Regions from separate parts of the Homo sapiens genome. Here region 2 is linked to region 1. The links are chromatin loops, found by intact Hi-C in ENCODE. Cell type or tissue: prostate gland. All regions are shown on one strand. Each heading gives the region's core, and the rest is flanking DNA. Links, peaks and the distances in the headings are about the cores only.

What was found. Peaks named below come from ENCODE experiments on the same cell type or tissue, not always from the same donor. Only the 100,000 strongest peaks of a DNase experiment are listed, where the experiment ranks them.
Region 2: a loop joins it to region 1, with 2.1 times the contacts of the local background. A loop is called at or near these places in 4 of 110 quality-filtered maps.

The regions. Positions count from the first base shown.
Region 1 is chr13:36,122,769-36,139,122 of GRCh38, forward strand. DCLK1 (doublecortin like kinase 1) reads right to left here and starts at 8,614. Exons shown (of 17, transcript NM_001330071.2): 1 at 8,346-8,614; 2 at 2,994-3,388. The coding sequence starts at 3,369. In prostate gland, for the core only: no CTCF peak of the experiment used is centred there; DNase peaks (open chromatin) are centred at 7,990 and 8,649; H3K4me3 peaks cover 1,285 bases.
Region 2 is chr13:36,055,195-36,071,548 of GRCh38, forward strand. The region is part of intron 3 of DCLK1 (doublecortin like kinase 1); the gene reads right to left. It also overlaps the pseudogene NMTRQ-TTG10-1. Among named protein-coding and RNA genes, the nearest start is that of DCLK1, 68 kb to the right of the region's middle. In prostate gland, for the core only: no CTCF peak of the experiment used is centred there; no DNase peak of the experiment used is centred there.

The sequences.
Region 1 (16,354 bases), core at 6,536-9,035:
TCTTAAGTGTATGTGTGTGAATATGTGTGTATATACATACATATGTGCATAGGTGACACACATACAATCATAGACACACACATTCACACTGACTATATGATTTTGGCTCAGCTAAATACATACAGCTAGCTCTACCAACATGCTTAAACCACACTTAGGCATAATAATCCATAGATAAAAACAAAACAGTGACAGTGACCACAAGACTGTCATAGATAAAGAAATTCACAAATATTGTAATTCAGAATTTTTAGTCTGAGAGCAAGTGAGAAAGAGCAAGAAAATAACTATAAGTCCAATACACTTGCCACTGCACCCACTAAAAGGATTTAATTTAAAACTCAAACATCATCATATTGGAAGGGGAAATGAAAAGCTAATAACATGCACTGACGTTTACATAAAATTAGTATGTAAAGTCAGAGATATGAGCCTAATGATGAATATGAACCAACGGTTTGCATTTTAACAGACTAAGCAAAAAATGTAATTGACAAAGAGGCGAATCTAAATGAATTTCCAGCTATTTAAACACTAAGTGCAGCTGCATGCTAATTGTCAGTGTTATGAATTAGAAAAAAAATCTGTTTAAATGAAAATTCAAAAAATAAATGCAGCCAACATGGTGAACTCACACACTGTACCAAAGTTACCATTCATTCAATCAGATAATTTTTTTTTCCCAAAAAAGTCATTTTTAAACATCAGAATATTCAGTCGGCAGTTACTTCACATTGATTGAGGGGAAAAACTCAATATAGTAGTTGAATTCATAGCACACAGCATCTTAGAGGTAGTTATGAGCTCAAGCTTTGGCACTAGCCTTCCTGGGTTCAAATCCTAACTCTACCATTTCTTTCTTTGTGAGTTTGAGCAGATCATTTAACCACACTGTACCTTCCTTTTCTCACCTTAATATAAGGATAACAGTTCCCACCTCCTAGGATCATTGTGAGAATTAAATGTATTCATATATGCAGGGATTTGGCCAGTGCCTGGCACATGCTCAATAACTGAGAGCTATCATTATTACCTTCAGTCAAGACATCAGTCCCTCAGAGAAAGCATTATTTTGCAGTAAAAGACAAAGAAGATGGTGACAAGCATGCCATAATTTTGCTGGTCCCTAGATGTGAAGGGAGTACTGTCATCTACCACCTCCCAGACCCTCTCCTTGGTGGATGGGAGTCATTGGAGTATCTTCGGCCACTTCTAAGTAAAGATCATTTCTGGGTGGGAAACTGATTGAAGTACCCCAACCCCCATAGATGCTACACAAGTGACTCTGGAACAGAGTGAGGTGTCAACCCATGGCTGTCTTAGGATGTGCTTTGAGATCTTGCCATATTTTTCCCTACAGTACTACCGGCCCTCAGAGGGACGGCTTGTTGACTGGTCATGCACCTGACTTTGCGTATAACTTTTATCCAGATCCCCTAGACTATACCACCAAATGTTTCATTTAACCTTGGATTTCCAAAGGTCATGCAAAGGACAGGGCACAGAAATTAAAGCTGAAACAGTAAAATTTCATGTTAATTCTTCTCCTTTAATTTACTGGAAGTTCCACCCTCTGAATAGAAGGAAAAAGGCCAAGTCCACAGGCATGTTGGCAGCATGTCAAGTCACCGAAAAGGGATGTGAATTCCCACAAAATAAACACAGGCTCCTCTGCACGCTCTCAAGGCCAGTCACACTGTGATCAGGCTGGCATTTCTGCCAAGGGATGAAGGGAAGCAAAAAGGGAGAAGTCCCCAGCCTTGAATCACATACATACACTGGTTACAAAGCAGGACAAGAGGGCTCTGTCAGTGTGCGGTCAGGGGAGAGCAGCCCCCAACTCCAACGGGGCTGCAACGGGTGCTTCCTGCTACCTGCACAAGAGAGGGAGGGATTATATGGCATCCCTCCTGGACCCAGTTGAGTTACACGGCCTGAGCAAATAGTTCTGGAGTAAAAATGAACTCAAGGTGAAATCAAGCTCTTCCAACACTCCATCCAACCTCCCTTTCCCAGATTCTTTTGTGCCATCTACTTCTTCATCATCAGGGCCTTGAGATCTCAATTTCAGAAAAATCAACCCTCCAAAAAGGATCTGCTAGCTTTTTTTGCACCTTGGTATACATTTAATCCCAGTCTTTTTTCTCCAACTCATTTTAATTGGCGATGATTTCTAAGGCAATGACAGGCTTTATGCCCTGTTCAAACAGGGTCAGTCCTGAGGCAAGTGTAGCCCAGAGTCGGTGACCTTCTCTGCTTGCATAAGATACCAGGCTGCATCCGTGGACGCAAACAGTCCTATTTCCACATTAAATGTCTAAAACAGATAATGACTATTAACCTAAATTGGACTTAAAAAATTAAACTGAACAGATTAGTCCCTGCATATCCTCAAAAATCAGAGAAAGACAATAATCCTTTAAACTCAAAAGGAAGCATCGCAGTGGAACGAGCTGTCAGAAAACCTGTTTTGGTCCAGGGTCATCACTATCTTACCACGTAACCACCGACATGTCATTTGAATTTTCTGGTCCTTAGACTCCAAAGATAAAATTAATGGGTTTGATAGCTATCTAAGGTTCCTTTCAACTCTAAAATTTCATGATCCATTTGTCATTTTCAATTCAAGTACTTTCGGATATCGTGATAGCAAAAGTTTAATTTGCATTTAGAAACGAATATAAACTATGAGATTGAAGAGATAAAATGGACTTTTAAAATTAATGCAGCATGGGTATGAGAAAGAAAATAGAGAATGCTGTAGAATTAGGGACTTTTTCCCTTAGCACATTATTATAAGCTACCTGACAATACCATTAATTTTTTTTCCTTTTTACTCTACACAATAGCACATTCGTATGTCTGAAACTATAAGGATCACAGCCATAAGGCTGAATGTCAACTGTCAGAGGGCAAATGCGAATCGGCTACAACACTGGAAATCTGAGCCTGGAACCTGTAGGGTCACGTGGGGGTTATCTCACAGCGCTCACCTTCCACCAGTTGGTCCAGGCTGGAAATCTTCTTGAGCCCATCAATGGTGTAGATTGTTCTCACTCCCTGGGGCAAATTCACGTTATCCGACAGAGTTCGGGTCAAATCAGCCAGCAGGGCCTCAAAAGATCGGAACCGGTCTGGGGAGATGGCATACACAATCCCTTTGAAGTATCGATCTCCGTTTCGATAGAAACGAACTTTCTTGGCCTTCTTCTCGGAGCTGAGCGTCTGCAGCGTGCGGGTGCGGTAGAAGCTGCAGTGGGCGCTGTGCGTCGGGCTCGGCAGGCCGTTCACCCGCGACCCTCGGCTGTATCTCTGCGCCTTATCCCGCTCGTCGAAGTGCTCCAGCTCCATGTCTCTGCCGAAGGACATGATGGACTTCAAGTAGGACCTACGAGCCCCAGAAACAAAAGCAGACACACATATTGATGTAGGTTATATATATATATATATTTTTTTGTTTTTGTTTTTTTTATGTTAGGGACAGGGTCCTGCTCTGTCACCGGGCTGCAGTGAGATGGCACTCACTGAAGTACTCACTGAAGCCTCACACTCCTGGGCTCAAATGATCCTCCTGCATCAATCTCCCAGAGTATCCGGGACTACTACAGGTTACAGGTGCCTGCACCACGCCTGGTTAATTTCCTTCATTTTTTGTTCATTTGCTTGTTTTTAGTAGTAGTGATGAGGGTCTTGTTTTATTGTCCTGGCTGGTCTTGAATCCCTGGCCTCAAGTGATCCTCCCCCGCCCCCCAACCCCTTTGGCCTCCCAAAGTTTGGGGATGATGTTATTTTGAGATCATGATTTCAAAGGGTCTGCTTCAGAACAGCTGGGTGGAAATATTGCTTTAACTGATGACACATTTAATATGAGTTATCAAGTGGGACAGAAAGAGAAAGGGATGTGAATTCCCACAAAATAAACACAGGCTCCTCTGCACGCTGTCAGCAGAAGAGGCCGATCCCAGTGGAAACAGCTTATTAATCAGCCACAAATTTGTTAGAAGCAGCTCCTAGGTTGCCCATGGTTCATCAGGCTTCAAACAGATATTATTCCCAATAGACACAACAACTTTCCAAAGTATTGTCCTTCCTTACAAAAGAAGAAACTGAGGCACAGAAAAATTTCCCCTAAATTGCTCCAAGTAATACAGTTGAGAAATGCTTGTACCAGCAACTCTGTTCCAGGTTTCCCTGACTCCAAAGCCCACTGCTCCTTGCAGGGCAGAGGGCTAATCCTGGTAGCAGGAAGAAAATAAGCTCTCATATCATCATACAGTGAAAGAGAAGTAGCTATGGTGGGCTGGGACAGAAAGAGAGGGCAGGCAGCATAACAGTCAGATTGTAAAAGTTTTACATAATGTTTGTGTGCCCCATGGCCAGATGGAGAGCAAATTAAATCAATCTGTAGGTTGGACCAACTTAAAGAAGATTTTCCAACATATTCACACATTCAATATTTTTAAAAGCAAATTCACTATACTTCATTTACTTATATTTAGTACTTCAGAAAAGTTGAGTTTAAAAAAAGAAGAAAAAGGAAGAGAAGGAGGAGAAGGAAGAGGAACAACAAGAAAGGAAAAAATGTTTGGAAGTACATTTCTTGGTTCTTCCTTTCATTAAGACTATCTTTGTGATTGAAGAAATTGAGGCTTAAAGATGTCGATTTACACTTGACCCCATGCTAGCTGTGTAAGCTTGAAAAATCTACTTGCTCAGCATCTTTAAGCCTTGATTTCCTCAACCACAAAATGGGAATGAGAACAGTACCTACCTCACAGTCAGTATTAACTATTAAATAAATTCATGCACATGAAGTTCTTATCATAGTGTCTGACATGTGATAAGTACTAATTTTTTTATTAATAAAATCTGTTTTTGTGTTCCTGGCCCTGACACATAAAGAGCTAGCAGGAATAGAATCTTTCCTTTCTGGCAAGAGAGGCCCCTGCTTTCTTCCTGATCTCCATCTCATGACCTTTTGAAAGGTACATCTGTACCCCCTGGTCCCCACAGCAAGCTGACTGGAGGACCAGTTCATCCTTGCTGAGGGGTTGGTTGATAAAGGTTTGTGGAGCCTTGCAGGGGAATCTGTGGTTTAACAAGACAATCTAGAAAGTGGAAAGACCAAAGCATTCAAAGGAAAGACACTTTAATGACAAAATTTCAGGCATGTTGAAATAGAATATCAGGAAAATGGAAAATTTGGAGCAAGAACCTTACAAGCACTCCCCAAGTCCCACCATATTAGATGGACATCACCTTTCTGAAGGTCAGTGAACACTCACCAATGCACCACTGTCTCCCCAACCTTTCTTTGGCCCTCAGTAAACTGACCTCTGATCCATTCAGAGTGGCTAAAATTTCACACCTGAAAGCATGACTAGAGATTTGGTACTCCAGAAATGAAGTGAAAGAAAGCAATATTTACTGAAGGTCTAGGAGGTACCTGACACTATTACTCATCAACCAGTTGTATAATATGCTAAAAATTCTCTTCTAAACCTCATATTAATCCAACAAGGTAGGTAATATTATTAATATTCAGGTGAATATGGAATTTATCCAGGGTCCCAAAATTATAACTGAGGGGTTGAGATTTGAACCCAGATTTACTGTAACTCCAAAGCTGGTGTTTTCCATCCCTTGCTCCTTTGAAACTGGTTCCTCTTCAGCATGAGAAGCAGGATTTTGTAAGCCCTCACTCCTAACTAGCTCAGTGACCTTGGACAGGCCACATAACTGATCCAGACCTCGTCTGCACACAGAGGAAGCAGTGGTCAGCAGGCCTCTGATGTTGGTGATTCTATCTACCTGCTTATGGGTCTATTGCTGACCCCACTGAAGGTCTGGGGAGGGAGAAATGAAGTGTGATTTAAACCTGGAGTGTTAATGAGTTCAGTGTACTTTTTTCCCTCCAAATATGAAAACTATTTCTTGCCTCTTAATAACTCATAGTAGTCAGAATTTGCATTTTTCAAAAACAGTTATATATAGGCAGCTCTGAACTGGTTTCATTGATTTTGATGTTAGATAACTTTAAAACAATGATCCCTTGATATCCAGTCCTGTAGGCATTAGTTGTTAAACAGAACCAATTTTTGTCCAGGATATTGGTAACTGCTCTTACTTTTTAATTTATATGGTTTTAAAGTGAGCTCTCTTGTCTTCTAAAAGGGAGTGTGTCTTGGGGGTGGAGTGGAAGACACTCCCAGTACTCACACCAACTCACTAAGTTCTTCAACATTTTGTAAATTATAAAGGCCAAACTCACTTTTGAAGTTTGTGTTTTATTCTTAAAGGCAGTGATCATTCTCCCAACACTAGGAGTTTGGGGATTTCCTTCCAAATTGATATAAACTAAAAGAAAACAAGCAGGGCCATAGGGAAGGATGGCACAGTTCTGTTACCAGAAAGAGTGCACATCGAATTCTCAGTGACTGACAATTGGCAAAGGCCAAATAATTTGGCAATAGTTAGAATTCCCTGGGGGAACGGGCTTTTAGGACCAAGAATTCCCACACCAGATGAAAAAAGAAGAAAAGAACAATTTAAAATAGAAAAAAGGTTTACTTTGTTTCATTTTATTTGCATATTTCCTCAAACTGGATCACAGGTTCATCCAGGGCAGGGCTACACCTTTTACTTCCCTTCCCTGAATCTGTCCAAAAGTGGGCAATGGTGTCGACAAAAGAAACCATACTCAGAGTGAAATCATTTTCAAGGCTACAGCTACCTCTAAATGGAGCACACTCCACACCCTAGTGTGCTGGTAATTATTCGTGGCAACAAAATAGGTGTTCTTTCCCTCACCTTGGCTTAGTCATACATTTGAACCATGCATGAGCTTCTGAAGATCCACTGGCCTTCCACAGGTTTACACTTTCTGCACAGGAAGGCTGCGAGAACACACAGCTCAATGTTCAGAGACCATAGGTGGCCAAGGGCCTGAGTGCACATGTGCAGTGGCACCAGGATGGTAACCACAGCACCTCAGCCACAGCGACCACAGACACTGGAGGTAAGAAGGGCCACTGGCTCTCATCAGAGCTTTTCCTATAAATCCTGCCATTTCAAGAAACCAACATCCCTGATTGTTCTCGGTGGGATTTCTCACCATTTTGAGGAATCTATGTTCATCCTTCTCTAGATGAGCACATGGTTCTTGTTTCAGAAATTTACACACATATATACCAAGAAAAAAATGGCATAAATGCTACCACATCTAAATAGATGCTGGACCTGGAAGTCCCAAGGCATATTTTAACCGTGGGATTAGGATTCAGGTGGACTGGCATGAAATAAAACGCACACATACCTTCCAGGCCCGTGCACCACCACGGACGTAGACATCACAGGGTGTGTGCATATCTTTTATAATTTTCCTCTATATGACCTCTCTTAAAAAATCCCTTCTGACCTGCATCCATGTGACATTTCATACTTAAAACGCTGTCCTACTTTCCTTTCCCACTGAAAGGCAATATATTTAGGAACAGTCATAAAATGTATTCACGGAACAGCCTGCAGTGTGGTCGCTGAACGTGTGTGCACCGTGCCTGGACACACTCACAGGTGCAGCAGAGAGGGAGCCGGTTTGAATGAAACCTTTCATCTTCTCTCTCACCGACCAAGCATCTCCTTGCCAAATCCAGGAGCAATTCCGCGCAAACCTGGTTTTCAAAAGCAGCCTCTTTTGTGGGGCATTGCGGGGCTGTGCGTGCGCTCCCACTAGGAGGAAAAAATGCCATTTCCTCTCCGCAAGCTTTTAGCACTGCAGGTACTAATTTGAACATGAGGCAGCCTCGCTGTCCCTGAAGGAACTTGAGACCCTGCAAACGTACTTGCAACACCCACGCTGCAGCCACCACCACGCACGAATCGACCCCATCCACAAGCACACATCACTGGCCCGGGCACACGGAAAAGCACACACACAATAAGAGGCCGGGCCCGGCCACTCCTTCCTTGGTTCCCGCTCCGCAGCCAGTTCTGACAATGACAAGCACCTCTCCCAGCTCCTCCGCCCTGGCTCTCCATCTCCACTAACAACGCGAAAAGCCTGGGAGGGCCCGCTCGCCTGACTCCAGGTTTAAAGCCCCATGGCACCAAACAAAAGAGGCAGGTGCCAGCAGCCCCGGGGCCGCCCGCACGCAACGCCCCCGGGTCGGGCCAGGCTGGCCAGGGCAGGGCGGCCGCCTTTCGAGGAACTGCGGGCGGGGCGGCGGGGCCAAGCTGAGCGCCCGCCCTGCCCTCGGCGCCCCGCGGCTGCGGGCGGAGCGGGCTCTGCGGAGTCCCCCGGCCGCCCTCCCCGCAGCTCCCGTCCCCAGGGAAGGCAAACCACGCACCGGTCCGCGGAGAGACGCCGCCGGGGGTCTTTGTGGCCGCGCTGGGGGCCGCCTCCTGGTGCTGTCCTCGCCGGGCTGGGCGCGGCCGGGGCTGCGGGGCTGCAGGGCTGGGGGGCGGCGGCGGGGCCGGGCTGGGCGGCAGCAGCTGCTGGAGCGCGGCGCCTCGGTTGCGGCCACTAGTGCAGGGATGTGCCTCGGCCCGTCCTCATTGAAATGCGGCGCTTCGCACAGCCTCACTCCAGCCTCTCTCTCCAGAGGAGGGCGGCGGCGGCGGCGGCGGCGGGCGCGCTCCCTTTTCTTGTCTCACTCGCTCACACGCCCTCCCGTCTCCCTCCTCCTCCTCCTCCTCCGCGTGCGCGCCCCGTCGCCCCCGCCCTTCTTGGCAGGGCGCACCCACCACGGCTGCGCCCCAGGTCCTCCTCCCTCCCAGCGCCCTCTTCCCACCGCAGCAACCTCGGTGCATCTGGCTTGACTACACCCCTAAACCTCCCTAGTCCCCACAAGTAGTCTTTGGGAGATGGGGGCAGATCAGATGGTGGAAGAGAACGTGGACAGGGCTGAGTCTGAGCCAGGAAGTGTGCAAGGCACAGAGGTGATATGGCCGAGAGATGAGGCCCCCACCGTCGGGGGAGGGAAGGAGGTACCCACACTCATACCTTTTGATGTGACCTCACGGTCTGACACCTTTCCCAGGGTATGGAAGCCAGTGGATCACCTTCTCATCCTTTTTGCCCGGGATGCACCCACGCAGTGCCTCTTCGGATGACCAACCCTCCCAAGCTATGCACTCTGGTGCCCCCCACATTGGGAAGAGCTGGATCTGTTCATGGATCCCACCCATCATCTCCACTTAACCCCAAGACATGAGTCACTCTTGGAATAGTGACCTCTGCTTAGAGTCAAATATGTTCCAAAGGGCCCTTGAGAACTGAAGGGCCAGGTTTCACTGCTGGACACTTTGTGGCTGCCAAGGCTGGGTCTGCGGTGGAAAGCCCCATGAGCTCATGCGAGCCTCTCCTCCCAGAGGGGGAATGTTCTCCTAGCCCAGGCTGTTCACAGCTTCCTCCAGTCTTTGCACAAAAGTCCAGGGAGTGGGAGCAGCTCCCAGATTTCGGTGAAATCTTAGACTGGCTCAGTACGCAGCCTGAATTTTGATCCAGTTAATCTGACTTTCAATCCTGTCGTCCACAACCTGTGTTTGTCCCAAATACACATGAGTATACAAAATACACATAAGTATTTTTCTCTCTTCCTGAGCCTACACCTTTCAATGGAACATTAAAATTTTATTTTTCTCTTGCCCATTGATCCCAGTTATGTGTTTGACTACTTATTATTAAAAAGTTCTATTCTGAAATACTTTCCAAGTATGATGTAAATGTTAAATAATTACCATTTGTTTTAAAACACAGCTCAAATGAGATCCATGCTACATATTCCACAAGTGATGCGATATTTATTTTTGAACTATTTAATAGCCCAGAGATGAGAGTACAGTGAACTCACCAAATTAACTAAATGCAAAGTAGTAAGCCTATTCTTTCACATTCTGAGGCAAAATGAGAGCCATAGGGGTAAATTAAGAGAAAGGAAGAAGCCAAGTACATCTTCTGGAGAACAGAAATCAGAGCTTCTTTTTATCTTGCCAATGACAAATGCCAAGTGATTTCTTCCAAAATGCTAAGCCAAGAAATAAATTTCATCTCTTAACCCCTATGGATATTCTACTAGGGTCATTTCTTAAGAGCTTTAAGTAACTCACCATCATCTTACCTCTTCCTAGCTGTTGTACCTAGCACACACAGATAATGTGTTCAGAGAATCACCTTGGTGTTTGACTCTCTCAGTAGCAAAGTGCTCTCACTAGAAATAGTTGGGCATCATTAGCTCTTTAAGGAAACCAGGGGGCAACTGATAATTAAGTAGATGAAGACATTAAATAGTATACATTGGCCCTACAGTATGGTCATATCATTTAGTCCAGGACAGCAGGCTGGTACTAAAGTTCATTCCAGGGCAGCTTAAGCATTTGGCAAATCTAATTTATATTCAACAATAATTCCTTATTGAAATGAAATCTAACTAGAAAACTCCTAATTCAAGTAATTTTCAAAAACGAATGCTACTTCCTTTATATTACTAAGATATTGATCAAAGAAGTGAATGGAACTAATACATCCTTTCCCCCAGGATCATCTGAAAGTATTGGAGATCTCATTCTAGCTCCCAAAAGCAAATGCTATTTAAGCTGTACCCCAACTACCGCCCCAAGCAGACACAGCTCTATATCCTACAGGTTGAAAATGACTAGGCCTCAACTCTCTCAGTGGCTCCCATTAATTTAGTGCTTGCTTTTTGCCATGCTGGGGGCTTTCATACATTTTCTTACTTCATTCTCATAAGAACCATGCAAGGTAGGCATTGGCATTATTATCCTCATCTTACAGATGAAGGAATTTAGACATAGAGAGGTTACATCATTTGCCCACAGTCATGTAGCTTAAAAATGTCAAGCCCAACTTCAATATTTAAAATCGGTATGTTTTAAAATTCAAGTCAGTTTTTCAATTGCTAAGGCCATATGCTTATAAAGCAATACCAAATTCTAGTGCAAAGTGTAATCTTTTTTGGAAAATGCAGTCTTTTAATCAAAGAGCTTATTACTTCATAACAGAGAGTTAACTCCTTGCTATCATGAACACTGCTTCTTTTAGTGATGGATCCCCTCAAATGTGTCTTTGGACTAAACTTCTCATGAGGACATTTGCACTTTAACCTCTGGCAACGAAGAGGATGGATAATCTTATCTAAGTGTGCTTGTCTTCCTGAATGTAAGGTTTTAGTGCAAACCAGGAAAGAGACAGAGAACCATTATTCTTCGGAATAATACTTTATAATTCACCATGTATCTTTTTTCAGGTTCTTTTCATTGGCTTCTTCATAAACAATATGCTTAATCATGTAGATGCGAGTAGAACTGTAGAATGAGAATATGAGCAGGAAGAGATACACTTCCTGTTTTTCCCTCTAGGAGGAAGAATTTGCTCTGGCTCATTCATAATCTCTCCTCTGTGGCTATGGGCATATAGTGCTCCTGGGTTGGGAGACTGTGTATATGTAGTGGCTGCCACAATTGTGAGAAGCAGCTTTACAGAACATAATCGTCAGTCTGATTTTCCTTTGTATTTCTTTTCTTCTGAAGGCTCTGTATGGCATTTCCTGATAGTTTGTCTAATTCCCTCTAATTACAGAGAACATACTTCTGGCTTCTACTAGAATCACAGAAACTCGGTGATGTCAGACCTTGGCAGAAGCCTATCAATTTTTACCCAGTGCATGAATTCCCTCCACAACAAGTTGTCTTCCAGCCTCCATTCTGTTGCGTCTGTGGCAAAAGTGAAGAGGAATAAGATTATCCCTTTGAGTGTTAGGATAGATCATGGAATTCTAGACACAGTAAATGAGATCTTTAAAAATAATTGTTTTAACTGGCTGTTTACCTTTGGTTTGGCCCTCCAAACATGCTGAGGTCCAAACTACATGAGATTCTGGACCTACACAGAGGAAGAAAGGCTCCTACTACTCTCATAGAACCTCTATAAACTAGCAGAGAGCTTCTGAAAGCTCTTTTCTTCGTTTCCTGCCTAAATGTAATTTGCTTTAGTAAAGGGGAACTCTGCACAGCCCACTCCCCTGCTGGACAGCTCCTCAAATTCAACTAAGATCCACTTCCCTGGAATTTTCCTGTGTACCCTGGGTCTACCCTTTAGACCTGTGGAGAACAAATCAAATGGTCCTGGCTTTTGCTTGACAGTCTCATTACTTTCTCCCAAATTTGACTCCTCATTAACTAGGAATCCTCAGCCCTTCAACTGCTTCTCATTTGACATCTTTGGAAATGCTCACAGCAGTGCAACTGTCAGTGTCTCCCTCCACATCTGCCTCCCGGAACTGGGCATGGCACAGCAGGGGTGGTCTGACTAGGGAAGCTCCATGACTTCATTGGCTGTTGACACGGTGCTTCCATTATAGGAAGCTAACGTCTAATCAATGTCTCTGACAGGCATGCCATGCTATTGACTCATCCAGTCAATAAAAATCTCCATGCTTTTCACATGTTTTGCTCTTAAGACCACTCATTCTGCATTTGTTTAATTAGATTTGGGGGACCTAAGTCCAGTGCCCACTTGGAATTTTCCTTTATTAACCTTGCGTATTGTTATTTGCTCCCCCATTGAAACCTGTTGAGTGAGATCCTTTTGGATCCTAATGAGGGCGCATTATACTTGAATGATCCCTCCAGCATCCTATCAGTCTGATTAACACTGCACCAACATCATCATCTCAGTTGTTGATAAAAGCTTTCAACAGAACATGGTCACAGCAGGCTCCATCACCTTACTGCCCACGGTCTCTCTCCAGGTTGATGGCTGATGGCCAATGACTCTCTCAACGTACTCAAGTAATTAGAGGTTAACATGTTCTCTCCAGAAAATAATTATCTAGAGATCCAGTGATAGGAAAATTCACATTTTTATATGAAGGATTATATCCTTGACTTCAATGCCATTTTGAGGTCATGAGTTTTACAGACCACATAATTTTTCATTCATTCATCCATTCATCTAATAAGTAATTTTTGAGTGTCTCCAATGTGCCAGGCACCATGCTAGGTAGAAGTAATACAATCATGAGATAGAGTTACAAATATCCTGTGCCCAGGCATTGGTAGCTTGTAGGGAGATTGGATTAAACCCATACTTACACAAACAATTATTTAAGTACCGTGAAGGAAAAGAACACAAATAACTTCAAGGAGAGTGTTTCTTCCCCGAGGAAGTAACATTTAAGCAGAGACCTGAAATTTGCCAGGCAACAAGGGGGAAGGGCATTATTCCAAGGAGAAGAAATAGCTGAGTGAAGACTTTGAGTGGGAAGCAGCTTGTTCAAGGAAGAAGAGGTGGGCAGAGTGGCTGGGGCACAGGCAGACAGAGTGGAGAGAGGCAGCTGCAAGAGTGGGCAGGGGACAGCACCCCACATCCTGAGGGCCTTATTAAGGAATGTGGACTTGTCCTAAAGAAAAGGAAAATCACTGAAGGATTTTAAGCAGAGAAGTGAATCTGAACTTAGTAAAGTATTCAAATCTGCAGAGTTCTTTAAGTCCATAGATTAAATATGGCATCTCCAAGTGAAAAATAAAATTATGTAAAATTACAGGTTATTCTTGATACAAGGATTTCAGAAAAATAAGAATGTATACTTACTTATACATTCTATCACTGCCCCAAGGAATGGAGTAATTACCCCAAAATTATGAAAATTTTACTTAAGGATCCTAAAATTAATCTCAAAAATAGTCACCTTTGCTAAAATACATCTTGTTTTTTGTTTTTTTTTGAAACAGGGTCTCACTCTGTCACCCATGCCATGAGTGCAGTGGCATGATCACGGCCCACTGCAGCCTCAGCCTCCCATGCTCGAGTGATCCTCCCACCTCAGCCTCCTGAGTAGCTGGGACTACAGACACTTGCCACCAAACCTGGCTAACTTTTTTATTTTCGGTAGAGATGAGGTCTTACTATATTGCTCAGTCTGGTCTGGAACTATTGGGCTCAAGTGATCCTCCTGCCTTGGCCTCTGAAAGTGTTGAGATTACAGGCATGAGCCACCATGCTAAGCCCTAAAATGCTTTCAAATAGAATTTTATTTAGCCACACTCTTTGTTCCAGAAATTTTTTAGAAACAAATAATTTACTTTTTATATTTATTAATGTATACTTATATTAAAATACTGTATGCTACTCTGTTAATTATATTTTATATAATTATATTTTCTGAGAACTCTCACTGATTCTATAGAATACAAATATTTAAGAAGTCACAATAGTTATGTAAGTCTTCTAAGCATGTAGCAGACCTCACCTGAAACACCTGGGATTTTTTAAATTAGGGGCTTAGACAATAGTGTTTGTCCTTTTATAAAATACGCCTGTAGACTGAATAATTTCATAAGTAAAGTCAAAGAGTCATTGGCAAGTTTTTAATGTATCCCAAGGAGTCTTTTAAAATTTAATTTAATTTGTAGAAGTGGATTTTTAAAGGTATCTTTTAAACAAAGAGAAAACGTACTACATTTCTGCTGTTGATAATCTTTTAAGTGAAAAAAATCAAAATATTTTTGGTACATATATATTCTAAACTTTTTCATGTATATGTATATATACCAAAAGTGTAGCTTTAAACAGAAAAATGTAGGATGCTAACAGATGTAATGTATTGTATTATAACTTCTTTCATTTAACAATTAACTCAAATGTACCATAAATCTAAATGCAAAAACTGACACAATAAAATTTCTAGAATAAAATATGGGAAAAACATCTTTGTGACCTTTGGCTATACAAAGGTTACTTAGAGAAGACCCAAAAACATGAAACATAAGTAAGAATTAGCTAAGATGGCTTTTATGAAATTAAAAAACTTTTGCTCTTCAAAAGACACTGTTAAGAAAATGAAAAGGCAAGCCACAAAGTAGCAAAAAAAATTTGCAAAATATATATCTGATAAAGATCTTGCATCCAGAATAAAGATCTCTTACAGCTCAACAGGGAACAGAACAAAAAAAGGGGTAGAAAGGCAAAAGATTTGCACAGACACATCACCAAAGAACACATAAGAATGCCCAACATCTTTAGTCTTTAGGGAAATGCAAACCCAAACCACAATGAGATGCCATTGCACACCCAACAGAATAACTAAAAATAAAAAGACTGATGATACCAAGTGTTGGGGAGGAGGTTGAGCAGCTAAAGCTCTTCATCATCCCTATTTGGAATATAAAATGATATGATTATTTTGAAAAATAATTTGCCAGTTTTTTTTGTACCTACTCTATGACCCATCAATCCCATACCGAGATATATACCCAAGAAAAAGAAAAATATGTTTACGGAGACTTGTATTTAAACTTTTTTACCAGTTTTATTCATATTAGGTAAAACAACAACTGAAATAAATATTTACTGGTGAATGGATAAACAAACTGTGGAATATGCATACAGCTATTTAAAAAGTGGAACGGCTGATACACACAACATGGGATCTCAAGGTATTATGTTCAGTGAAAAAAGACAGGCACAAATGACTACATGCTGCATAATTTCATTTATATGAAATTCCAGAAAAGGCAAGAAAACCAGATCAGTGGTCACAGGGCTAGAGGTGGGAAAAGATTGGTTACAAAGAAGCATAGGTAAAATATGTGGGATAATGAAACTTCTATATCATCATTGTGGTGATGGTTACATACAGGTACCTATTTGTCAAAATCTACCACATTGTACACTTAAAACAGGTCAATTTTATTGTATGTAAATTACAGCTCAATGAAACTGATAAAAATGTCCATACACCAAATGCAAAGTCAAAAAACAAATGATAGGCTGGAAAAAATATTTGAAATATATGTGACAGACAAAGATTACTCTTTCTAACTTACAAAAAGCCATAGAAATTTATAGGTAAACATCAAGCAATCTGATAGAAAAATGAATAAAGTGTATGCAGTTTTCCACTTTAGAGTTGATGCAAATGGGTATTAATCATATGGAAGGATGCTCAACCTTATTGAAAATTCAGGTTGAAGTAAACAAGGCAAACATGAGATGCATTTCCCCTCATCAGCCTGGCATCTATTAGAAAGACTGATAAAATATATTGTTAGCTAAAATATGGAGGAAAGGACACTCTTATACAACAGCTATAATTTTTTTGGAAAGCAAATCGCAAACAGCCTTTGATCCAGCAAGATCTATTCTACAAAAATAAAAGCACCAGTACAAATAAAATTGTGTCTAGAATGTTCATTGCTGATCTTTCCCTACCATCAATGGTAAAATTCTGGCAGGAAAACTACTGTTTATAAATAGAGAAATGGCTGAATAAATTGGAGCACATATATACATACTACAGAATAACATGCTTCTATTAATAACATACGACTTAGGCTA
Region 2 (16,354 bases), core at 5,839-8,338, 68 kb before region 1:
GAGGGAGAATGGGTAAATGGATAAATAATGACTTGATTTTCGACATACCAACCTGGACGCATTAGTAGAATAGCCTTTGAAACTTCCCCTCCGATTTGAGATTCATGGACTTTGCTCCTCTGCCCTCTGTTGTGACTTTTATTAATCTATAAACTCTAGTTCTACCCCAGCCCCTGGGCCCTATTAAAACACCGGCAAGAGAAAATGAACTGTCTCGTGCTGACTATTCCTAACCAGCTGGCTTTCTTTCAATAAACAGGGAGTGAACTCAGTGTCTATTCTCTCTTACTAAATTTTCCATTTTTCATTCCTTTTGGAGATTTCAGAAGAATAAGGGGAAACCTCCCCGCATTTTCCCCAGTGCTTCTTTTTGACGGGTTCCTGGAGAACACCACTGTACTGCTGTTCAATTTATTTTTCTTACTTATATTAAATATAACAAATTCAGACACCACACTGTCATAAATCCATGTCACATTTTATCCCTTTATGTTGACTGCAGGATTTTTAAAACTTCATTCTAACTTCTTTAAAGCTTGCCAGAGTGCACTGATGTTGAGGTCAGTAATAGGTCTTTTATTTCTATTTTTAAGCAGTTCTGATTTATTATAGGATTTTTAAAACAGTATTAAAAATATAAAAAGGCATAAACTTTTAAAAATTAACTGTTTATTAAAAATAAACTTTAAAAAATTAACCATATAATGATTGCCATTCTAACTGGTGTGAGATGATATCTCATAGTGGTTTTGATTAAAAAGTCAGGAAACAACAGGTGCTGGAGAGGATGTGGAGAAATAGGAACACTTTTACACTGTTGGTGGGACTGTAAACTAGTTCAACCATTGTGGAAGTCAGTGTGGCGATTCCTCAGGGATCTAGAACTAGAAATACCATTTGACCCAGCCATCCCATTACTGGGTATATACCCAAATGACTATAAATCATGCTGCTATAAAGACACATGCACACGTATGTTTATTGCGGCATTATTCACAATAGCAAAGACTTGGAACCAACCCAAATGTCCAACAATGATAGACTGGATTAAGAAAATGTGGCACATATACACCATGGAATACTATGCAGCCATAAAAAATGATGAGTTCATGTCCTTTGTAGGGACATGGATGAAATTGGAAACCATCATTCTCAGTAAACTATCGCAAGAACAAAAAACCAAACACCGCATATTCTCACTCATAGGTGGGAATTGAACAATGAGATCACATGGACACAGGAAGGGGAATATCACACTCTGGGGACTGTGGTGGGGAGGGGGGAGGGGGGAGGGATAGCGTTGGGAGATATACCTAATGCTAGATGATGAGTTAGTGGGTGCAGCGCACCAGCATGGCACATGTATACATATGTAACTAACCTGCACAATGTGCACATGTACCCTAAAACTTAAAGTATAATTTAAAAAAAAAAAAAAAAAAGAAAGAAATTCCAGAGCACACAAAAAAAAAAATTAACCATATAATGAAAATATATGTATATGTTAAATGTATGCATAACAATAAATATGTATGCATGTGTGTGTATATAATATATTCTCCGTGGTGGCAGGTACCTGTAGTCCCAGCTACTTGGGAGGCTGAGGCAGGAGAATGGGGTGAACCCAGGAGGCAGAGCTTGCAGTGAGCCGAGATCGTGCCACTGCACTCCAGCCTGGGCGACAGAGCAAGACTGTGACAAAAAAAAAAAAAATATATATATATATATATATACACACACACACATATATATTCTCCTTTTTTACACAAATGGCATTATATTATACAGACTTTGAAGATTAGAAGATACTGTTTTAAAACTACCACCAAGGACTCACCCTTAGGTAGGCATGCACATGTGAGTTTATATACACACACACACATACATATGAAATATAGTCAATATTTAAAATTTTATTATAGTGTAAAAGTAGTTATATCTCAGCATTTGATGATGATGATGATGACGATGAGGATGATGACTCTGTAAACCACATCAGTGATATGTTCTCCAGATGAATCCTGTCTTTTAGTAACAAATCAGAACCATGGATAGCAACACCAGTCGTCCCACCCCTTTTCCTTCCCTTCAAAATGATTTATTCTTTCAAAGGAGTAACTTCACCCCAATCTCTACTTTCCTGTCTTTAAAAAACCTGAAGGTATAAGTGAGGATTTAAGTGCCCCAGAGGGCTTAATCTTGAAAAATATTAGCGACTGTTACTTAAATCTATGTAACACCACATTTGGGAATGAGCACTATTTAAGGCAGACATCAATCAGTTATTCAATCAGGTTGATTAGCAAAAAATAAAAATTCCATTGTAAACCTCTTAGGGCAGAGAGATGAACTGCAAGTTTTGCTTGTTAATAATACCATTTAAAAGAGATCTGGGTCTTTGTTCAGGCCTTGTTTTGTGTGAGACACCCATGAAAAATTATTTGTAGTTTCAGCCTGTGCAGGGTTCAGTTGAGGTTCAGATTCAGGATATTAAATTTATGGAATAGATTAAAGCCATGCTCTGCAGCCAGCATGGCTTTTAGTTTGCAGAATGAAACATGGGGGTGTAGAGAGAGGGATTTCAAAGCTCTGTATTCAGGCTGAGCTTATCTTTTTTCCTATGACCACTATGCTTTAAGAAGAGTTTAGAAAGTCGGCCAGTCATGAATGCTTGTCTATTAAACATATGCTTCTGGGACAAAGACCACACAGAATGTGAGGATGCATACTATGACTTCTGCCCTCAAAATGCTTATATATTTTGGGGGGGATAAGACAAGTTGTATATAAACAGTCACTGTTTTTCATCTTTGCACATGGCCATATTCTGAACAATAACAGTAAATATCAAGAGAATAATTCATCAGTGCTCTAATAGGACATTCAGAGGAGAGAGGAAACCTGTGGGCTGCTGGTACTGAGAGACATAATGAAGCAGATGGGATTAGAACTGGGTTTTTAAAAAAGAGTGGAATTTTGACAAGCACACATTAAGGATCCATCTCTGTGAAGGAAAATCGAGTACAATTGCCATTCACTGGACAGAGTTGTCCTCCCTGTAACACTGGCCACAAGCGTCCAAGCCAGGACAGCATTCTGAGAGCCTGATGGACTGAGAAAGGGAACTTTTCCCAGAGTAACCAAGGGCTAGGCTGTGTGAGGAGCAAGAATGAATTTTAGTAGGGAATGAGAACCAGATATTAGTGCCAAGGGCAGGATCAAGACTCAGGACTGAGAGGGAGATCTAATTAGAAGGCAAATTAAGAAATGTGAAGCTAACATCAGAGGTAAGTCTGGAGTAAGGCACTTAGTGAGGAAGGATGAAGCAATTCTAGATATAGGCTGAGAACAAGGTGAGGATCTTAGAGGTCCACAGCTATAAGAAACATCTAAAATGGGATTGCGGCAGCCAGGAAAGATGTAAAGATATTATAAAATTAGACCCAGGATTTGCTATTTGAGGGGTTATCTGAAGGGAAAGAAGTAGAAAAAGTCGTTTCAAAGATTTGAGGCTCAGAAGAATGAAGACCCCCACTGATATGGAAGGCCACTGTGAGAACTCGATTGAGCATTTGATTTTGCTTATGTTGAATTTGGCATCCAGGCCAACATATAATTTAGTGGGGAGTATATGCTCAGTAGGGATTAATTCAGAGCTGGAACTCCCTGAATAGATCAGGAATGACATCCAATATCCCTTATTTTTCTCAGGAATAAGTTAGTAATGATCAGAATATCTACTGGATTTCTCAATTGACATTCGTGGCCAAAGAGAGTAGCTAAGGTAAATAAAATTGATTCTAATACTTTTCTTAAAAAATTCCACCTGCAAAACGCTACCTTTATAGGAAAAATACTGCTCTGTGGGTTGAGAATTGTTAGAATGACCTCTCCAAATCAGATGGCAAATCATGCTTTGCAAAGCTCATCATCACAGTGCTCCATCCATCATAGTGCTTTGGCCATACAGCTTCATTTACATTGAGAAACAAACAGAATTAGCGTCTGCGCCTCAGGAAAGTGCCATTGTGTATAAAAGTATTTTCTTTAAGTCAGATCAGGATAAAAGCTTTCTCTTTTCAATTCCCTACAGTACTGCTCCACTTTCTCATCCATTACCTCCTTCACATAGTAATATAAACACACACTTTACTGCTGCATGGAGAAATATTAATGCTAGAAACTTGGCATTTAAATAATACCTTTCTCCCAATAAGCCAAAAGCAGTTTATAAGGCACTATTCTATGAAATCATCACAGTGGGCCTGGAAATAAAATCAAGATCTTTGTCCCTCCAGAGACTATTTTCTCCACTAAACCCCACTGGCCAACTGCCAGCATCAGGGGAAAGAAATACAAGCACAAAAGAAAACCACTTACTTTGACTTGAGGGATTTGACTCTGGACCGTAGAGAGCTTGCACCATAGAAAGTGGGTAGCCAGAACTAATGGTGGGGTCTGACTGGTTTTCCAGTGTAATCCTTAACCCCAAATACCACAGGAAGTGCTTAAACAAATATGCTACAAGTAGTTGGAATAAAAGAAAACCCCTCTTGCTTATATTGTTCTAACCCAGCTATTCCCTTCTGATTTTCAGAATACCCTAAAGCCTGAAGGAGAATTTCTATTAGTATATCATGTTTTTCATAACAAAGATGACTTCACTTAAATCTCTTTTTTTTTTTTTTTTCTTTGAGACAGAGTTTTGCTCTTGTCACCCAGGCCGGAGTGCAGTGGTGCAATCTCAGCTCACTGCAACCTCCACCTCCTGAGTTCAAGAGATTCTTCTGCCTCAGCCTCCCAAGTAGCTGGGATTACAGGTGAACACCACCAAGCCCGGCTAATTTTGTATTTTTAGTAGAGATGGGGTTTCACCATGTTGGCCAGGCTGGTCTTGAACTCCTGACCTCAGGTGATCTGCCCACCTTGGCCTCCCAAGGTGCTGGGATTACAGGGGTGAGCCACCACACCCAGCCAAATTTTCATAATCTAAGTAGAATATCAATATTCAATTCACATGAGCTATCTATACATGAACATGTGTTTTTGGTCTAAATTCCATTTTCTTAGTATAACAAAATGCCTATTAATCAACAATTCATTCAATCATGTATTATCTACTCAGTACTACGTCACTCTTTCATAGCTGATTGTCTGTCTTTCAAATACCAACTTCCCATTCTCAGTGGTACAGTGGCCAGAAAGCATACTTTTTCCAATTATATCAGCCTCATGATCAGAACGATTAATGGAGTCTTCTGTGAGTATGCAAATAGATGTACAGATGTTTATCAAACACAGACATTCCGTATTATACTTGACTGATAAATACATAATCATTAATTTTGATTTACATGCTGTTGTGTGTCCTAGCGTGTGTGTTGACTGGCAGAGATTTTTAAAAATCTTGCTGCATCATACTTCAGTATGCACTCTGCAAGTGCATACAGCAGCAAAATAACCAACAAATAGTTAATAATGAATTAAATGAGTTAATAAAAAAAGATGTCTGGTTAAAAACCAGACTGCAACAAAACTTTCTCTCAAAAAATTTAGTAACATAAACTGCTAAAGATAAGATACCAATCAAAGAACTGTGCAGTTGTGGCCATAACTCAGACAACCAAGGATGCAGACAGGAAGACCCATAGAGTATTTATTCTGTGCCCCAACAGCCCCCAGAATGCCGTGTCTGCAGGAATGATCCATAGGCTGGAAGAAAAAGTGATCATTATGTCAGATGTGATGAATGCAACACCTGGTTAGGAACAATGTGTGCAAAACTGTACACAGCCATATGAGGATGGAAGCATATGGAACTGATCAGAACACAATCCTGGTCTCAGGTAAGGGGGATGGGGTCACACAGATCTTTTAAAAGACTCAGAGGAAGCATGTGGTGATGGCGATGATGGGGGAGTTGAGGGAGGAGTTGTGAAACCATGAGCCTGGATAGAATTCTTAAAACTGCAATCAGCCGGGCACAAAAACAGTGCATTTGGAGCAACAGGGAATGAAGTAACCCCACTCTGGCTTTCTTAAACTGAGAACTGGCATTTCTTCTCATCTATGGCCAATTTCGAGTTACAGCCTTGAAGTAAGCCCCAGCACATTCGAGAAGAAAAACATACCCCATTACACATGTATTTTTATGATAAGTAAAAATAAAGTATCTAAAGACAAATATTTACTCCCTTTTCTAAAATTAGAAGATTAGATAGGTAGCTGCTGTTCAAAGCACATAAGTGGTTTCACTTCTGATGGCTGAGAGGGCAATAAAACTGTAAGCAAAACATTTAAAAAGCCTCAATTCTCCACAAATTTCCATTTGGATTCTTTTGTTTTAGTTACTTTCTCTCCTTCTACCCAAAGAGTGACTCACAAATAATTCTAGCAGTATATACCAGTCCACATGACACTTAATAAAAATAATATATCTGGAAAAATGGCAAAAATAGTTTCTAGTTTAAATACTGCAACAGATAGGAGTGAAATGACGAAGTGTGAATATAATTTGGCTCAACTTAAATATAATTTGGCTCAACTTAGTGTTTGACAGAGAGCCCAACAAATCAATATTCCAAAACAACCAAACATTTAATAGCGTTACCTTGCATCTACTCAAAACTAAGTGGCAGCCAGAGATTTTCTGGCATTAAATCACAGCATGGTACATTTCAATATCCACCATCAATGTGTTGTTTTTCATAAAATACCACTGAAGTCACCACAACTCGTTGGAAACCCCAAAGTCCCATTTTTCAGACTTTTCATCTGTTAAGCACCTCTCTGAGAACCCTGTCTAAATTTGGAGTGCTCGTCAGGTACAATTCTGTTTGACTTCTGGTTGTGATTCACACTTCAGTTGAGCTTCCTGTCATTTTAAAATGTCACCCTTGTGGGTTTTTATATAAATAAATGTGGGTGTTCCCATTTTATAAATTTTATAAACAGGAACACCTACATTAATTTATATAGTGGCTTTGATGTTCAAGAAATACTGTATTTAACTCTGAGATGCTCAGGGTTTACAGACTGTTTTTGAACTTCACTCATCAATAATCTACATATAAAGAATCAAACACTCCTAAATCATCCCCCTTTGTCCAAGCCTCCTGAAGGCCATATGGATGTTGCCTGGTATCCCCTGGAATGTGCATCATGGGGGCAGGGACTTACTGTCTTGGTTTTTGCTTTATTGTCAGTGTTGAGAACCTAAGGTTCACAATCAAACACAAAACAGGTGGAGAACAACCCACCTGTTACCCTAGACAGAAAGGCACCTGGCTACTCGGCCTAAGCAGTTTCTGGTTTGAATCCCAGCTATCACTTAATATACCTCTTTAAAAGTTAAACCTGTTGATGGATCCTTAAAATGAAAATAATGACATCTTGCAGCAGAGCTTTTGTGAGAATTAGAGATAATTACATAAAGTGGCTGCCTGACATAAAGATATCCAAATAATCGCTATGAGGATGACGACTTGATAGTGATTAATAAATGCAAACTGTGATGTTTCAAATTAAAAAGCAAGAGAGAAGAGAACTGACCACGGATAGGCGTCATTGTGGAAACTTCTTCCAGACTAGACTGGATCTACCTTAAATAAACATTGAATATACAAGCCATCGTTCCAATTTGATAATCCAACTTGACAATATGTTCAGGTCACCATGATGTCTACTAATGTCAAAAGGTCGATAATCCTGACCCAAGTGTCATCTGCAAACTTAATGAGTATATTTCCTGAGATGACCATAATGCAAGGTCTTTGTGTATTTGTTTGCGGATGTCTGTATCTGATGTCCTTTGGTTGCTTGCATGTAACATGCTGCCAGTGGCCTCATGAGAACAGGACTTGTGTCTGTTTAATTCAACTTGCCTGGAGCCAATACAGCATCACGTGCATGTGGAAATGAACTGATTCTGATGTTGATCATGATTTTCATCATCTCAGCTATGATAAAGATTATTAACTTTTAGCAGAAATCTCCTCCAATGTCACCAGAATACCACAAAGTGCCTTTGGGTTTGCCTTTTAGATATGTTGGAAAAGTCTAGATGACCATTCTGGAGGTCCAGTTCTTCCTCTCCTATCCCAGGGTCCCAGGGATATTACAAGCGATGAAGACAACAATGCTGAAGAGCCAGAGAGAACGTGGGAACTTCTTCCCTCTGAATGTCTTCTCTGCCTCACAAGGAAGCTAGGCCACTAGATCATGGCTTCAGTTAGACTCTGACCATTTTCAAAATATATAAGAGAAAAAAATATGCACAGTTACTCTGCTTCTCAGTAACTTCAAGGCCTTGAGGCTCTTATTTTTGGAGTAAGTCTGGCATCAGTTACAGAAGAAAGGAGCAAAGAGACGTAAGAAGTATACAGGTATGCCCAATATTACAGAAGTGACCACACCTGCCAGACCACTCACCTTTTTGCTAGATGGGAATTAGGGAAATGGTCAGAATAGGAGAATTTGTTTCTTTTTACCTTTCTAAGAAAACGTGAAAAGAGCTGAACAGAATTGTTCTTTTATTGGACAATAATATTTGGTGTATTTTTCCTAGTAGCTAGTCAGGAATTCAACCTCCTTAAAATGCTTTGAAATAACAGCTTTATTAATTAGCATATACTCAGTTCCTAGTACTCAGCTTGGCACAGAGAATGCAGGCAATAAATATTTATTACATGAATAAATTAATGATGAGTTGGGATTGTCATAAGAAATCTCCACAATCCATTAAAACAGATTACTACATTTTTAAAACATGACCTGAAGGGTAGGTTTTGGCACTCTGACAACTGTAATTAGCCTATAATAATCAGGTAAAATGAGAAGTAATAAAGGTATGATAAACATCTCACACTAAAAGTAAGCGAACACTGGGAAGCGCCTCACAGTATTTGATGAATACTATTCACACGTGATGTTATTTTCTTGCTATGCACAAGATTTTTATTAGAGGCATTCATTGAATTTAACACATCAGGCAAAATGAAGCATCCACTAATCTGAGAAGTCACAAAGCTTTAGGCATCACTGAATACACTGCAGCAAATGTCCAGAAGGAAATATGTATGGTGAACTGTTCATCGTAAGTTTGCTCGTGTGCAACACAAATGCCATTTTCCTGCAGATAAGACAAAGGTCCATTTAACTTTAGTCCATAAGAAAGTAGGGGGTGGCGTGGGCGTGGCGGCTCATGCCTGTAATCCCAGTACTTTGGGAGGCTGAGGTTGGCGGATCACGAGGTCAGGAGATCGAGACCATCCTGGCCAACATGGTGAAACCCCATCTCTACTAAAAATACAAAAATTAGCTGGGCGTGGTGGCGTGTGCCTATAATCCCAGCTACTTGGAAGGCTGAGGCAGGAGAATATCTTGAACCAGGGGGTCAGAAGTTGCAGTGAGCTGAGATAGCGCCACTGCACTCCAGCCTGGCGACAGAGTGAGACTCCGTCTATTAAAAAAAAAAAAGAAAGAAAGTCAGGGGAAAAGCAGGAAATGGGTAACTTCATCTTTACCAGGAATAACAGGGTCTATTGTACAAAAAAAAAAAGAAGAAGAAGAAAGGTAATGAAACATGAAAGTTCAGTGCAAAAATCTTCATATTTATTCTATAATAAGGGTACCTATCTCCTATCATTAGCATTTTATTCTCAAGTAAAAACAGGTCACCATGCCATTACTTTGACCTCATTACCTTTTCTTAAACATGATTAAATAATGAAAGGCAATGGTACTAATAATTCAACCATATTCCTAAACAATGCTAGAAATGTTCTCCAAGCACTCTTCTGTAAAAAAATGCTTTCTTTGGAATTCTTGACTTTAAACGGACTGCAGATATTTGAGAATAGTTGAAGAAAATATGCAGTCTATGGAAAGCATGAACACAAAATGAATGGACTTCTCAGCTATCTGTGCCATCTAATGTCTAGGATTTCCCAGAGAAATGATCTGAATTGAAATCCCACCTCTACCACATACTATGTGATCTTAAATTACTTAACCTCTGAGTGCCTCCATTTATTCATCTATAAAATGGGCATAGAAACAGCACACATCTTACAGGGTTGTTGTGAAGAGTAAATGAGACATGATGTTAAACATGTGGGCACAGAATAAGGACTCTGTAAATGTTAGCTGGTATTCCAGTGACTTGGAATTTGGGTAATTCTTCCTATAGGATCAAAAGGAAAACTGGAAAGGAAGAATAATTCAGCAAGACAACTCTTCAAAGACTGATGTGGAGATCCAAGGCCTCTTAGCTTTTAAGAACCTATCTATATTTTCATATGATATATTTCAATATCCATCACAATCTCCAGCATCCCACCCCAAATGTAAGAAATATGTCTGACAAAAGAATTACTTTGATAGAGTAAATAGTAGAGGTTTAAACCCTCTTATCTCTAGAACTATAGGAATTGAACCTAACCCTGAGAATCCAAAATTCTCCATGCTACCTGTCACACCACATCCTAAAATAAGGTCAGCTAGAGACTAAAGGTGACTAAGCAAAGGAAAGACTCATCTGGCTAATTTGGCACATTGTTTTAAAATTGTCCAGAAATCTAAATAGCCAACAGTTAAATAATCATTAACATGATATTGTAAAATGGAAAAAATACTTATGCCATTATATTACAACAAAAGAATAGAGGATATAAAATTAAATATATAGTAGAGTATCTATGCACATTCTGAGTCATTTACACACAACGGCAATGGTAACAGCAATTGTAAAGCTCTTGGTGTAAAATTATGGCTGTTTTTTTTATTTTCTTCTTCATACCAAATGCTATATTTTCCACCTTCTAAAAACACACAATAAAAAATACAAGTCCCAGATATCAGAATAACAACAACTTCATCGTGTCTAATTTAAATAGCATTTTATAATATGCTAAGAGCTACAATATACTTAGTGTCATTTGCACCTCAAATAACCCTATGAAGTCTGTTGAGCACATAACGTTCCTGCAAGATCAGGCACCTGAGAGAAAGGGTCAAGTCACTTCCCATGTTTAGGCAGCCAGGAAGGAGGGAGGCTAGAAATCAACCCAGGGCTTCTCCACCTCTTCTCATGAGAGTGGTCTGGAACAGAACGGCCCTGGAATATTAGAATTCATGGGTAGAGCTGCCCCATTGGTCCTTGGCCACAACACTTCTTTCCTGGGCTGTAAAATGAGTCTAAATGACAGCATTTTCCCAAACAGATTTTGTTACAGTAAGAAACAAGATATTGTTTGAAGTAATCACTGGTACATTTCTCTCTATGGTTTTCATTCACTTAGAGGTGCTGTAATGAACTTAGCATGGCCCAAGTAAATCAGGCACATACATCGTCTTCCATCATAGTGGGGAGGTCTGGAAAGAACCTGTGCTACAGCTAAAGAAACTATCATCAGAGTGAACAGGCAACCTACAAAATGGGAGGAAATTTTCACAACCTACTCATCTGACGAAGGGCTAATATGCAGAATCTACAATGAACTCAAACAAATTTACAAGAAAAAAACAAACAACCCCATCAACAAGTGGGCGAAGGACATGAACAGACACTTCTCAAAAGAAGACATTTATGCAGCCAAAAAACACATGAAAAAATGCTCACCATCACTGGCCACCAGAGAAATGCAAATCAAAACCACAATGAGATACCATCTCACACCAGTTAGAATGGCAATCATTAAAAAGTCAGGAAACAACAGGTGCTGGAGAGGATGTGGAGAAATAGGAACACTTTTACACTGTTGGTGGGACTGTAAACTAGCTCAACCATTGTGGAAGTCAGTGTGGCGATTCCTCAGGGATCTACAACTAGAAATACCATTTGACCCAGCCATCCCATTACTGGGTATATACCCAAAGGACTATAAATCATGCTGCTATAAAGACACATGCACACGTATGTTTATTGCGGCATTATTCACAATAGCAAAGACTTGGAACCAACCCAAATGTCCAACAATGATAGACTGGATTAAGAAAATGTGGCACATATACACCATGGAATACTATGCAGCCATAAAAAATGATGAGTTCATGTCCTTTGTAGGGACATGGATGAAATTGGAAATCATCATTCTCAGTAAACTATCGCAAGGACAAAAAACCAACCACCACATGTTCTCACTCATAGGCGGGAACTGAACAATGAGAACACATGGACACAGGAAGGGGAACATCACACCCTGGGGACTGTTGTGGGGTGGGGGGAGGGGGGAGGGATAGCATTAGGAGATATACCTAATGCTAAATGACGAGTTAATGGGTGCAGCACACCAGCATGGCACATGTATACATATGTAACTAACCTGCACATTGTGCACATGTACCCTAAAACTTAAAGTATAATAATAATAAAATTAAAAAATAAAAATAAAAATAAAAGAACCTGTGCTAACAACAGGCCTCTTTTCCTTTCTTTTGCATCATAATTCAGAAACTAAGGCCTTAAGCAGCCCTGGGTAGAGTGGATCTTGGTGCCACACCTCAGCTCTACCTCCTTGAGGACAATCATGCTGCCACTGAAATGCCAGGGTTCTTTCCACTAGGTTTCCAATCTGCTTCTTGGAGGTATTCCCTTCTCTCCTAGGAGCTGACACAGCAGGCAGCATTTCCTGCAACACCCTCCAAAATCACTATGCTAAATGAGAAGAGTCTGCTGCCCCCCACAGAACACTAATCTGCTTTGTTTTCAGCCAGATGTTTTATAGGGGACATCTGTGTTAGATGGAAAACAAAAAGTTACTGGTCTACATATTAGGGAGCAAAAAGGAATGATGTAAACGCACATGTATAAGTGTTCAAATTTTTCAAGTACAGAAAGAAAAAACTTAAGTATTAAGAACATAACCATGGACTATGACCACACCGATTAATATTTTAAAAATCCACAAGACATCTTTCCAGCATTTTATATTGTGATTCCTGAAAATTTACGGTTATCAAAAAACAGAGCCAAATTTGCTAAGCCTGTAAAGTCATTCTGTTCCTATTATTCTGGCAGTAAATGACCTGGCTGATTTCATGCTGGGCAACAAAGATAAATTTATCTGTATCTAGTTAAAATGCATTTGACACTGTACATAGTTTTGGCTAGCTACACTGTCTTGGTCTCAAGTTAAAAATAAGAGGCCATGTAAATCAATCCTAAACTCTTTACACAAAGCCACAGTAAAAAGAACTGCTTGGTATTCAGTGAATATAATCCTCTCTAAATAAATCTTAAACTCAGCTTTGGAGAACTTCTATGTAAAACTTGTATAATATAGCTTTTACAGGCCAAAAATTAAATCCTTAGATTTAACAAATTCTACTTTTAAACGTTTTCTTTGGCTGAATCTTGATAGAGAACAGTCTTTTTTTTTTTAACAAATTCTCATAATTCTTTTCCAAAAATTCTATATTTAATAACTAGTTAATCTGATCAACAAAGACAGCTTGAAAAATACTTCTCATGACCTAAGAAACAATAGGGCCTAAGACACACAACTCAAATTAAATGTGTTCTCCACAATAAACTTCTGGATTGCTTTAAGAAAATGCAGGGGGAAAATCCATAATTCATCTCACTAGTTTCAACACAGGGCATTTCAAATCCTCTTTCCAAGACCATGATGGGTGCTCCAAAGTACGTAGTCTTTCAAAACACACTGAACTGGTTTGGATGAGTTGAAAACTCCAGGTTACTGTGAAGGTAAGCCAAGACCAAGGAAAAATAAAATAAAATTTGTTACTGTTTTTAAATATAGCAGTCAGATAAAAGTTATAGCTTTACATTTAATAATATAATGTCACTTTAGCATAGTCTAACGCATTTTTCAGTGAATACAGTTTTCACATCACATTATAGCAATTTAATCTTAATAATCCCATGAGACACTTAGCAATAATTTCTATTTGTCAGATGAAGAAACCGAAGTTTTGTAGGAATTGATCACTGATGAAGAAAGAAACTAGGCACAAAGCTTTGTTGGAAAAGTACAGTCCAGAAAATAATGCTTGGAAAATATTATTCTGAACTCTATTAAACTAGAGAAAAAGGTTTCAAGGGCTCTGGATTCTTTTAAAACACAGTCCTCTTCCTGAATCCAAGCGATATTAAATTAAGTTTAAATTAAGCTAAGTAACTATGCCAACATGCAACAGAAATAAAGACAAGAAGTGAAAAAACCAAGAATACACCACTATTCATGGTTCTTCCTTCAATGAGAACATTTCTTAATTTGTTAAAATTGATTTTGTTTTTCACCCTGAGGCTCCACATATCAGGCCACTTGAAAGCAACAATGCTTGCTCATAAGGCAACTTTCAGTCACCAGGGTGGTGACAGGAAATGACCTGCTTCATCTCCCCTATATTCATGGTATGTTTCCTTCCCATCCCCTCCACCCATCAAATTAGACTCCTCTCCAGAAGTCAGGTCATCTTTCCCAGAGCCGCCACCTCTTCCCACCTGGATCCTTGCCTTCACTCAGGTTGTGTCACAACATCAGCCTTATTTTTGTGTTGCTTTGGAATTGCCTCTAAATGTCTCTTGTTTGGATGTCCCCCCATTACTCTCTGAGCAGTGATAGTACTCAACTTGTTAGGTGTACACCATAGTGAACCACAATGCATATAATCTAAACATTTTAACTGTCAGAACTTGGTGCTATACCTTAAAATTAACACTAGAGCAACAGCATCCATCAGCGATAGGATTGAACTAGAATGATCACATGTGCTCCAGCAGGATGCCTTGCCTTTAGTGCAATCAGCCAGTCAACAAAGAACTCTTTGAGGGCCAACTTTATGTCCGGTGAAGAGTGAGGTTAGAAATGAATTTTGATGCAAGAGGCTTGTGTTATGAAAAATAAAATAAAATCCTTAAGTCTCCAAGGAAGCTCAGAATATGACCATTCACATTTGTTGCATAATGCCTGAAAAGTTGAAAAAAAATATGGTTTTTTAAATCCAAAAACATCCTAAAGTGGCTGCAGTCCCAGTCCTGACCCAGAGGCAATAACAGCATCTTCCAAAGAAACCATTTGTTTCTTTTTAACAAGGACGTAATACGAGTTTCAAAACTTATCTCACGGGATGGTTCTGAGAATTACAAGCAACAAAGCCCATGAAAGTCTTTTGAAAAGGGCTGAGTACTCTATAAACGTAAACTAGTAGTAACAGTACTGGACTTCGCTATTCTACCTCTGTAAAGGGTGACCAAGAGGACTCAAAAGTGACCCAAGTCACCCCAGTTTTTGGTCAGAGAATTTCTATTAGGTTAGGTTAGATATTTATCAAACAAGGTCACACTAATTTCAAGTTTTTACCATTAGGTTGTTCTTACTTGCAAAGTTTCTGCAAGGATTGGCTGACCACATTCTCCTTCACTTTTGGTTTTTACCAGCTGTTATGTATCATTTTTTCCCATCTTTATTTATTTTTTTAACTTAATTTTTTTTCTTTTGAGATGGAGTGTCGCTCTTTGTTGCCCAGGCTGGAGTGCAATGGCGCAATCTCGGCTCACTGCAACCTCCGCCTCCTGGGTTCAAGCGATTCTCTTGCCTCAGCCTCCTGAGTAGCTGGGATTACAGGCAACTGCCACCACGTCCAGCTAATTTTTTGTATTTTTAGTAGAAACGGGGTTTCACTATGTTGGCCAGGATGGTCTCTCTAACTCCTGACCTCAGGCAATCCACCCACCTCAGCCTCCCAAAGCACTGGGATTACAGGCGTGAGCCACCGCGCCCGGCCCCCATCTTTATAAAGAGACCTAGGAGACATGGTGTTCTGGAAGAAAGAGAAAAAGATACTTGCTTGGCCTCCAAGCTAGGTCACTTGGAGCAAAATGAGTCAGTCTACAAGGAAATTTTTTTATATAATTGCATAATAGAATGCACATTTCTATTCTTCTGCTTGTAGCATTTTAACACTTCAGAATTTTTGACCAGAAATAATATGAACATATCTCGTTACACTGCCACTGGAGTGCTTCATTCTATTTGGAGCCCAAATTTCCCATGAAATTGAACACTTAAAACTCCAAAAATATACTAAGATTTCTCTTTTCTTAGTATATACATGTAATAGAAGAGATGTAATCTCTACAAAATACAACTTCATTTTAAATAAATAAAATTAACATTTGTGTGGCACTTTCTATGTGATTTTATAAATATCTCATTTAAGCCTCATTCTGTTAAGTATTATTATACTCACTTCAGATATGAGGAAACAAATTCAGCAATATTAAGTAATATGTACAGATAGTGAGAGATGAAATGGGGTAGAAACTCAAGTATGGCTAATTCCAAATCCCACATTCTTTCTACTATGCTATGTTACTCCATATCAAAGT